Linked DNA regions of Mus musculus: region 1 is linked to region 2. Evidence: chromatin contacts called from ENCODE Hi-C or POLR2A ChIA-PET data. All regions are on one chromosome and are shown on one strand. Each heading gives the region's core, a stretch centred on a gene start or an enhancer-like site at or near the end of the contact. The rest is flanking DNA. Distances are from core to core; before and after follow the strand shown.

Region 1 (5,144 bases), core at 1,759-4,258, 40 kb after region 2:
TTTATTTATTTTGTCCATGAAACCCACTTTAGATGTCTTGAGTGTTTTTTTTTTTCTTCCCTATGCCACTCAATGCGTTGTCTCTTAGGTCTCCCAGGTTTCCCTCATCTTTTCCCTGTTTGGATCCATTAATCACAGGCCATGCCAGTCTTCCTAGAAATGTTCTAACTGTATAATTTGGGCAGTCTCCTAACTCTTGAGTCTCCGAGTGTCCCTACTTCAGAGTGGGGCATTATAGTAATCACCATAGTGAACATGGGAGGATTCGGAAGGATACTGATGCGTGAGTTGGGAGAGTTCTGAAATAAGTGACAGTTGCTCTTGTCATCAGTATGACAATTACTTGAAAAAATAGAAATAAGACTAGTGGAGAAAGTTGGTGATGAACTAACGAAAGCTTAAAAGTATGGATTTGATATTACAGAAGATGTGTGGAACCAGCAGAGGTTCCTAAGCCCTGAAGTGATATCACTTAAAAGACCTTGAAGTTGTGATTTAAATGGTTTCTATAGTGATGGGAAAGATCAATCACTAATGTAAGAAGAGCTGTATTTTGTATCGAGATGTAGTGCTGTTTCCAGGTCACTGTGTCTTATTTCGTGTTTTATCTCCCTCCTAACTGACATTCTGTTTCAAGCTTCATTATTGCATAGTTTTATTACTTCTTAATAAGTGGCTTGAAGAAATCATTTTATGTATGTAGTGACTGTTAGTGTGTTCACTTCATGGTCAAGGAGATGAAGCAAAATTAAAGTCGAGTCATTTTAACTTTCCAGAGTGTTTGTGTTTGTTGTTTACTTCATTGAAACCAGGTTGGTAAGAATTTACATTTTGTTAAGTGGATTTTAACTTTCAGGAATCTTTATGCCCTAACTCTCTCAAAGACAGGATTCAGGTTTAAGTGAAACGGAATGGAAAGACTAGGGCCTCTCTGCTGCTGCAGTGCACGATTTATATCTCGATAAAATGAAGGGTGTGAGGTCACCTCTTATGGTGACATCATCCTTTTTATATCAGTGTTTTCCTGGCTTAACACCAGGAAGTGTAAATCAAGAGCAGATCAAAATGTCCACTAATGTCAAGTCACCAAGCGCTTTGGACTTTTCACGCTCTGTCAGGAGAAAGGGGCTTGACTCTAAAATCCGAAGCAAGCTTTTAGATGGCCACAAGCTTCTAGCTTGTTCACTTGCCTCACCCCCAGGTTGTTAGCCTTTTTGTGTATATGTGCATATTTGTGGGTGTATGTGCATGGCCATATGAAGGTCAGAGGACAGCTTGTGGGAATTACTTCTCTCTCTCCACCATGCATTCTGGGCACTCAACTCCGGTCGCCAGGCTAGCTAGCCCTTACTCCAAGAGTTTTCTCTGTTTACGCATCATACTTGAGCTCCTGCATAGATATTGGAGGAGCAGGCCAGCCAAAAGGGAATTGGCATGTACCAAACTGCTCTAATTGGAGTTAGTGGTGAGGTCCAGGACGGAGGGCACTCCTGAGCACTAGGGAGGTGCTGGGTTTGGCTCTGCTGGTCTAACACTTCCATAAGGAGTGGGAACCTCTGGGTCTTGCTGTAAGGTGGAAGGTGAAGTTACCCTGTCAGTATCTAGACTGAAGGGGAAAGCTGAAGGATAGCCCTGCCTTTACTGTGCTGTCTGGGTCACTGTGTGCGAGCTGTCCATTTCTTCCACATTTCACCCAGAGTCACACAGTTGGCATCTCGATCCGATTTTAAGAACCCTTTAGGAGAAAACACATGTCACTTGGCGTCGACTCCATGCTGGGCACCAGGGAAAGTCACACACAGACACACAGACACACACACACAGACACACACAGACACACACAGACACACACACCACACCACACACACACACACACACACACAAACACACTAAGACTGAGAGATGAGGGCAGAATTCACAAAATGCCCAACACTACAGATTTCCAGAGCCAAGGATATGTTCATGGTATTTAATCCTCTTAGGACACAAATCTGTGTGACATTTGAGCAAGGTTTTAGGTACATATTTGTGAACTTGCTCGGATGGCAGACTACCATTTTCTCATGCATAAGCAAAAGAGGTACTTGGTATTTGAATTGGCATCTCTGGTATGACTCCACGGATATCATACCCTCCAAGGTCTTTCCTACAGAAAATTGCCTTTCAGAGTGAAGGTTAAGCACCCAGCCCTTCTCGCTCTTTGAATATTGATCTGAGAGCCTGTGTAGGGCTACAGGCTCCAAGGCCATTGTAAGTCTGGAGCTGTTGGGGGGGGGGGTGGTTGCGATGCTGAGGCCCAGAAGAAACACACCCCTGGGCTTCAGGCTGAGACTATTTTCATCACCAGCTTCTCAGGAGGACAGAAAGCAGATTGACAGAAGCTATGGCCACAAGTATAACATAGTAATGGCGCTGGTGAGGGGCATGGGGATTCCACAGTCAGAAGGATGCAATAGCAAGGGAGGTGGCGGGTAGGGAACACTGTAATGTAGGTCCCAAAGAGTAGAAGATTGAAGGAGCCTGGTCCTTTTTTTTTTGTATTCAGGCACGAGAATTTCTGTCCTAGAGTTCAGAGGACCCAGACACATGGGAGCTCCAGCATAAGAGGTCAGTTGCAGCTGAAAACAAAGAGGTTAGCTGTAACCCAATCAGAGAAAAGCCCACCTGTTCCATCACAGCTGCATGGCCCCATCCTACTAGCAGTAGGAAGAGTCTACAAGGCTACTGTCTAGCAGTCTCAAAATAAGTTGATTGATTTGAAAGTAAATTTAGTTAATCAGATAATGTGAAATTTCCCAAGTGTCCCTTAAACTGAGCCCCCTTTCCTCAAATTTCTCTCCTACTGTTATAGAAATAGTTTGTGTGTAGTGAACTGTGGTAGCCACAAATGGGAATTCAGAGCTACAAAGAAACAAAGGCCTGTCACTGCATCTGGCTACCTCACCAGAAGTCGCTTAAGCGGTCTGAGAGGCTTCTGTGGCCTGAGAGGTAGAGATGGCATTAGGCCAGGGGACTGACTATTTTAGTGGCCTTCCTATTCTGGGTGGCTTTTGTCAGTGACACCAGTCATAGCCAGAAACAGCTGTTTCTGTGGAGTCCAGACTGCCATCTATTTTTAGTAGAAGCTGGGAGAATGTCAGAGGTGATGTTTGAGTTTCTCCGCCCTTTTGTGATGGTCTAAGATTAGGCTGTTTAGACCTTCTGCCCTCTGTCATTTCACTTATTGAATTCAAGCACAGCCTTTTAATTTCAGCACACGTAAGCTCTGGGGCCATTGAACCGGTTCTATAAACAAGGACTTTTCTGAGCCACAGATAGGAATACAAGAAGTACACAGATAGCGTGTCAGCCAGCAGTTGGTTTGAGAGGAGCAAGACTTGGGAGGCGTCTCTGCACTCCCCTGAAGGAGCAGGTCTGCTGCTTTGATTTAAGAAGCCCGGATGTTACAGAGAACAGCAAATGCTGAGAGCTTGGTGAAAGCAGCTGTTCAGTTCTCTAGACATTGCTACTCTGTAAGCTTTCACTATGTTGTATGTTGATTAAACAACAGGTATATCTCAGCGAAAATGCAAGATAGACAAGCAAAACACAATAGAATATTTGGGAACAAAGGATAACTGTTGACTAGGAAGACATTTTCATTGGAGGCCATATTTTCCCATTGTATCAAAAGGGTCCTTGTTTTACCTGGACTCTATTCTAAGTAAGTTTGTTTCCTTTGGCCCTGAGTGTGCTTCAGTGGGTATCAGCCTCCCAGCTTGTAACTGATTGTGAACATTGTTTTCCTTTCCGTTTTCTAATTCCAAGGGAAGATAACCAAGTTACACTCCTTCCAAATAGCTCTGCTTGGGTACAGGATCTTGACCAGCTAGATTGGGCAAGATTTAGTCAAGGCTGTTAGGATGCTGCCTGTCCTGAGAAGGGAATCGTCGTCATAGAACAGTTACGCCTGCTGAGGCACACCCTTCCTTGCATGCATCTTTCCTTGAGCACCTTTCCAGTGGCTACCCATTTAGAGATACTTAAACACCCTGTGTACATCTTGTGTACAAAGACTATATGTTTGTAGACTAATACAAAAAGTAGAAAACATAATTATAGAAGAAGTATATACTAGAGTTTATATGTGTGAAAAATGGAAATTGAGCAAATGATGGCTTCATATAATGAGGCTTCCTTTTGTTATTATAATGGGCTTTATGTGTTGTTCTGGGACTATCATGAGGTTGTTAAGCAAAACATAAATAAAGCAAAATCCGGGAGAGTGTATTTGCTGGAGTAATGCTGAGATGCCCACATGTAAGTCTGCTCATGTTTGAACTCCAAAAAGGAGGAGGAAGGCACAGTTAGGATCTTGGAAGTGCGCTAATCTTGTTCTTAAATTGGCTCCCTCTTCTTTGGTGTTCCCTAAGCCTACAAAGATACTTGAAATGATAGAAAAGTATTTAAGAATGAAAGGAAGAAATTGAGAATGAATCTTGATTTGTTGTTGTTTACACTTCAGTATTTGGAGTCAGCCATGGTCACTGTCTGGACAACCACAGTGCTCTCTCTAGAGTGTTCTTGGAGTATAGCACAGCTGCAGTATGGGGGCTAACACTTCTGAACTGTGATGACCTTTGCTGCACAAGTTCCCAAGGATCTGCACTCTGAGTGTGAATTTTTAACAGCCATTTAAAGACGTGTGTGTGTGTGTGTGTGTGTGTGTGTGTGTGTGTGTGTGAGAGAGAGAGAGAGAGATGGGGAAAGTACTAACTGGTTAAGTCATTTTCTCTGATCCATGACTTTTAGGAAGGTGAATGAATAAGCTTTGAATTGTTTATTTGACATTGAAAAATTATATGGATCCCTAAGTCTGGTGAAGCATCAACAAAAAAAAGTATATGCTCATATATACATATACATATACATATACATATACATATACATATACATATACATATACATATATATATATACACCCCACACACATACCCTCACAATATATATGTGTGTGTATATATGTGAATATATAGTATATATACATAATATGTGTGTATATATGCATATATAGTATATGTGTATATATACATACATACACACACATAAATGACTTGGGAATGTTAGTGGAATCCTTTGAAGTATTTTTGTGTGAATATATTTTA
Region 2 (5,746 bases), core at 1,031-3,530:
TAGCACCAGATTGGGATTAATGAGACATCAGCCTTGTGGGCTGAGAAACTCTTGGATTCTCAGCCTCTGAGTGTGAGAAAGAATTTGTCTGACTACCCAGACCACATAATGTGAGTCAGTCTAATAAATAGCCTTTTACATATATGTATGTTGTGTTATATATTATAATACACACACACACACACACACACACACACACACACACACACACACACATATATCTTATCACTTCTGCTCCTTTAGAGAACCTCAACTAACAGATTTTTATTTTTGTCAGCCTACATAAACACTATCTTAGACCAGTTTTTAGTTGCTTTGGTTAGAAAAGTTTGGCAGCCCCAGAGATATTTGTTATACCTGTGTCCCAGCCAGAGCAGAGGAGCAGAACATAATGAGGCTTGTCACTGTATCTCCATGATGCACTTTGCTCCGCAGGCCATTCTATTTTTTTAGTGTCATTGCCTTCAGCAAACTGCAGTTCAAAAGGAACTGTATTGTATATGTATTTTGTTCCATTTTACATTTATTCAAATATGAAGATAAGCAACACATTTAATTATACAGTATAAGGTTGGGCATAGCAAAATCTTCTACACATAGTGCCAGTTTCTTTTGGAATTGACTTTAAAGGTGCATTTTATACACATAGAGGATGTAACCACAGAGTTCTTTTTAAATACTGTCTCCACTTAGCAACCATAGCTACTGTTACAAGCAATAAGGGAGATATGGAGGGGCTATGGAGAAGCCTGCACCATCTACATATATAAAACAAGAAACTACTTTTTAATTATTAGTACAGAAATAATGAAAGAAAATATTACTTCCAGACTTGTACTTTACTGCCTGATTGCCTAAAGGGTCACATTTTGGTTGTTTCCATTACATGAAAATCATAACAATCTGAATTTAGGATTGCAGGACATTCTATGACCACTCAGGAGCCTTCACAGTAATAATTGTAGCACTAAAATACTTATTAGGGATTGGCAGAACCACTGAGACACATTTATCAGGATAGTTGGTTAGAAAATGCTTATATGTATGTATGTATGTATGTACATATGTATGCTTATGCATGTATGCACGTATGACATTTTTAAAAAGTGCAAAGTATTACACCCAGGAGCTCAAGGTGTGAGGTGTATCCATACTACCAATGACAGAGGAAATCACTCCCAGGTATGTAAACCTGGGGCAAATGGTACGAGCATGGTGAACCAAATAGAGAGAATCATGGAACTTGTCTAATGTGTGATTCTGATGACAGAAGGGCCCTGGCATTTCACTGTAAGCGTTACCAGACTGTTTTCTTTTACACGGCTATCAAGGACGGAGCCCAGAAAGAGACGAACACTGGAAGAGGATGGCAGAAACAGGGTTGTCATTAAAATGAAGATTCATCTACATAGAAGAAAAGTGACTCTGGCAAAAATCCAACAGCAGAGTTCTTTACTGGAATCCAGGGGAAAACTTGTTTGGAATATAAAGGTGTCAAACAGATTAGTAATCCCCATTGTGTGGAGTTTTTACTGTCCTGGGACGATTTACAGAGACTATTTAGCTGAGAGTTGTCAAGTATTTGCTTTCTCATCAGCCTGATGTTTGATCTGGAATCCTTCTAGAACTAATAGTAAAAGGGAAACATTTCAGAAATTTAGGAAGTTTTAGTTGGCACTCGGGTTTTACTCCTAGCCTACTCTATGTGAGGGTAACCTTCATCTTAGGAGCTATGGGACTGCTGCTCTTTATTTGACAGTCAACAAGAAACATGGTCTTGGACCTATTTGGCTGCTCTCCTGGGTAGCAGTTTGGCAGCCCTAGGGAGATGAATTTCTTAAGCCTGGGACCCGCCCAGAGCTGAAAAGCAGCACCACCCTGGCAGCCTCTACTCTGTTGCTATGAAACAAAGACTAGGAAGGTGAGTGAGGCAGGAAGTCCCGCCTTTTAGCCCCAGTTGGCTTAGACTCCCGCTCGGGGCGCTCACGCCCACCTGCGCACCCCTCATTGGTTAGCTCCCCGGCGCCTTGCTGCTACTTTTTCAGTTCCTTTCCTCGTTCCACTTTTGTTCCAGGCTAGCCTAGGTCCATTTCCCAACGAGTTCTTCTCCAAGTGGGACGCAGTGGAGTGGGCCTTCCTCTGGGGCCATTGTGTACCGTGGAGGACGTGGACTGGGGGGTAGCGCGGGAGGAGCGTCTCGTCCCGCCCATTGGCTCCGCCCGCTGTCTGGCAGAAAGCAGCCTCTCAGGATTGGTTCGAAGACTCAAGGCTCCGCCTTAGCTCCGCCCCACGCCTTGGTCTCCGGGGATGGCTCAGGGGTGGGGTGGCCAGTGAGTGGTCTCCTCCTCCGGCGGGCGCTGCGGCGGCCTCCCGAGTGTGGCGCGGGACTGCCGGGCGGGCGTGGAGCTTTTTGCACGGTAATTGCCGCGTCCCCGCGTCTCGGTGTTCCTAGATCTCGGTGGCTCCTTCCCCGGAGCGCTCTCCTAGGGCGATTCCACAGAGTCCCCACCCGAGCCACCCCAGCCAGGGCAGCGTGTGTGTGTGGAGTGGGACCCGCGATCACGCGTGGCTCGGGACGGCCGCGGTGACCCGAGTAGAGGAAGGAATGGGTCATCCCGGGGTTGGACGTCTCTTGCTGGCTCGGGGGCCCTGCAGCTGGGCGCGGGCCATCAGGGAGAGGGGACAGCCCTAGCTTCCAGCTGCTGTCGCCGCTGCGGGCCTGAGCCAAGTGGGGATTTAAACAGCAGTCCCTGGCTGGCCCGGGGCCCGGGAGGGAGCGGACTCTGGCTGATCGCCGCCGGTGGGAGGTGCGTGCTACTGGCGCTAGATCGGGCAGGCTGTGGGATTGGGAAGCCAGGACGGGGTCTAGGGCTACTTTATCTTTGCTGAGTTCCTCGTCTCTTTCCCAGACCCCTGAGTGGCGGGCTAGAGGCCCGAGCCTGGAAAGGGTACAGACGTTCTGAAACAAAGCTTTGGACCACTTGATACCGGGTAGGCAGAAGAGGGACCACCGGAGAAGTGAACTCCGCGGTGCGTGCCCGCCCTTGCCGGGTTCTCACCGCTTTTTAAGAAGGGGTTGCTTGTTGGTTTGTTTATTTGGCTCTAGGGAAAAACTACTCACCTCACTGCTTTAAAGAACTATTTGTGTGTCCGCAGCTGCTGGCTTTTGCGGGGGGGGGGGGTGTTGGGGGAATGGAGAGGGGACGCGCGCGCGCGGGGCGCGCGGGGGGGGTATCCAAGTCCTCCGCCTTTGTTGACAAGAGACGTGTCCCTTTTGCGTGTGTGGAGTACTTTGCATTTATGTAATAACTTGGCGAAATCAAACAGCGTGAAGGAGGCTACTGAAGTGAGGCTCCCAACGTGAATTTTAGGAGTTGCAGCTCTAGTATTTCGAATCTGGATTACAGCAGAAGGGGGGGGGGGGACGACATTGTGTTCTTACCTGTTAAAAGTTGTTTTGTTGATGATGTTGAGCTGTAGCTTCATAGAACACGGGCAGAGGATGCATCTTTAACTTTTAGTATTGTAAGAGCAAATCTTGTGTCATGGCTCCTAACTTGGAGGATGCCCTTACTCAGGGTTACTAAAAAGTTGAATCTGGGACCCTGGGCTTTGTCACAGAGACAGCGGAGAATATCATTAATGGGTACAAGTGAGCCTGTTCAGTTCAGGTTCCTGTTGGGGAAATACTTTCATATCCAGCTAACTTTTCCTCTCTTGAAATTCTATCTTGCAAAAAGGACTAAGATTCCAGATGGCAAATTCTATGAATGGCAGAAATCCTGGTGGTCGAGGAGGAAACCCCCGCAAAGGTCGCATTTTGGGGATTATTGATGCTATTCAGGATGCAGTCGGACCCCCAAAGCAAGCTGCAGCTGACCGCAGGACTGTGGAGAAGACTTGGAAACTCATGGACAAAGTGGTGAGTTCAGTCAGTGTGTGTACACGGCCCTCAGCACCCTGAATGCGATTTCTTCGGGTTTTATTTATATGTATGGCTAATAATCACTATTATGGTGATGAGCTTTGTATTTAGGTTGGGCCATTTTTCTTCAACTCTGTGTTTGCAAAAGTTGAATTCAGAGGAAAGACTTTTATTTTTTTATTACTCTTTCTAACTTATTATCTTGCTTTTCAAGTTCCAGAGCCCCTGGGTATTACTCCAATATGCAGTTTATACCATTGGCTACTTTTGCTGGGTGTATAGTATGGTTTGGAAGTTTGCTTAGTCTTATGTGGAGTTGCCTTGCTACTAGATAATATAAGGCTAACAAGTGAACAATAGGCTCTGCTGGAGCACACTTAGGACAAGCACATGGGTGATGTTGAAACCTTTACTGGGGAAAGAACCAGAACTCCAGGGAGGATTCAGTATTGAAGAGTTTGATTTTTATCCCTGTAAACTCATCTTTATTAAGAAAATATATACATATATACATATATATGTATACATATATATGTATGTATATATATATATATATATATATATAGTCTTTACTGTTCAGGACATCGGTACAGTTTCTTTCATCTATGATTCCATTTTGAAACAGGGAACCTTTTTGGTTGTGCGTTGTTTATTGTGAAAGGAAAATGTATGCTGGAGGCTGTGTGGGGCTGAGAGTGTCAGAAACTTCTGTGGTTTTTTTTTTTTTTTTTTTTTTTTTGTTGCTTTTAGATGAGCTCTAGTTTCACAGGAAGAAACCAAACTGGATGGCAGTTCTCAGTCCAGTTATAAGGGCAGTGTGCATACCTCCCAGGGCCCTGCTGGAAAAGCTAGCTGTCTGAGGAGGCTTGGGACACAGATGTGTTGGTGTCCTTCTCGGCACACATTCATAACTTTATGATGTTGAGAAGAAGTTGGGCTATGCTTTGCTGAGTTTGAGACATTGACAAAGATGCTCCTTTTGAATGATGAACAAAGGCGTGTTGACATCATTTGGTGTCATTTACCTTGGCTTTGGTTTGCTACCAAAGACAAAATTGGCTACAAAGAAGCCACTGAGAAGAAGTAACAATTCTGGGAGGTGACACTATGGGCTTTATTTTCATGTATTCTTATGGAGATTGTAGGTAAGATAACTAAACCATGGCCCTGCCATTGGATGGCCACTGATATCAAACGCAGCGCCAGAGCATTTTTTTTAACCAGGTAAATAGCCTTAGTATGGGGCTTCAGTGTGACCTATTTAAGCTTCTGCCAATGTTTTCACATTGTTATGTTGAAGTGCTCCAGACGGAATGACGTCATGATGTCAGAACATTGCAACTTGCTGCTTGGGCTCAGGTTTTGGATTTAGCTTTGGACACTTCGGACTGAAGAATTGTGCAGCTGGAAAAACTGCATGCATCTGGCAAGCACATGAGCTGTCTTTTGCTTTTCTACTGAGTCTTCTTCTGAAGGTCACCCTTACTGCCTGAGTCATTAATTGGTGGTAGGAGAAGAAATTCAAGGTTTGTTCCAGTTTATCTGTTGCATAAGTAGGCAACAGATGGGTGCCATTTCAAAAGGGAGTTGGTCCATCAGCATCGTTTCTTGAGATGTTTAGTATTTGTATATTTGCGATTGAGCTCTAGAGCATAAAAAAGATTTATATGGTGGCGTGGTGAGCAACAGTTACTGTCAAGTGGTCAGTGAAATAGTAAAAATGAAGTGGTATGCATAATTTTGCTGCATAACTGGTTGTTAACCAGTACATTAATCGCTTCTAATTATTTCACCATGAATTACAGTAAATGCCTGGTTATT

What was found. Hi-C counts contacts between places; a loop is a spot of excess contacts on that map. ChIA-PET counts read pairs that join two places held with the same protein, here RNA polymerase II (POLR2A).
Region 1: a map of heart shows a loop between it and region 2 (2.6-fold over the local background). The contact joins the enhancer-like site here to the promoter of Cblb in region 2. A Hi-C loop is called at or near these places in 7 of 37 maps with a recorded cell type or tissue (gastrocnemius and heart). POLR2A ChIA-PET finds 5 or more read pairs at or near these places in 2 of 5 experiments (Patski and embryonic stem cell).

The regions. Positions count from the first base shown.
Region 1 is chr16:52,068,828-52,073,971 of GRCm38, forward strand. All of the region lies in intron 3 of Cblb (Casitas B-lineage lymphoma b), which reads left to right. Among named protein-coding and RNA genes, the nearest start is that of Gm23513, 34 kb to the right of the region's middle. Within about 2 kb of position 3,009, at least 1 of the 3 ENCODE cell types and tissues checked has a DNase peak (open chromatin) inside an H3K27ac peak, as active enhancers do; it is heart, where a contact is called at or near this core.
Region 2 is chr16:52,029,269-52,035,014 of GRCm38, forward strand. It overlaps Cblb (Casitas B-lineage lymphoma b), which reads left to right and starts at 2,281. Exons shown (of 18, transcript NM_001033238.1): 1 at 2,281-2,417; 2 at 3,741-3,922. The coding sequence starts at 3,755.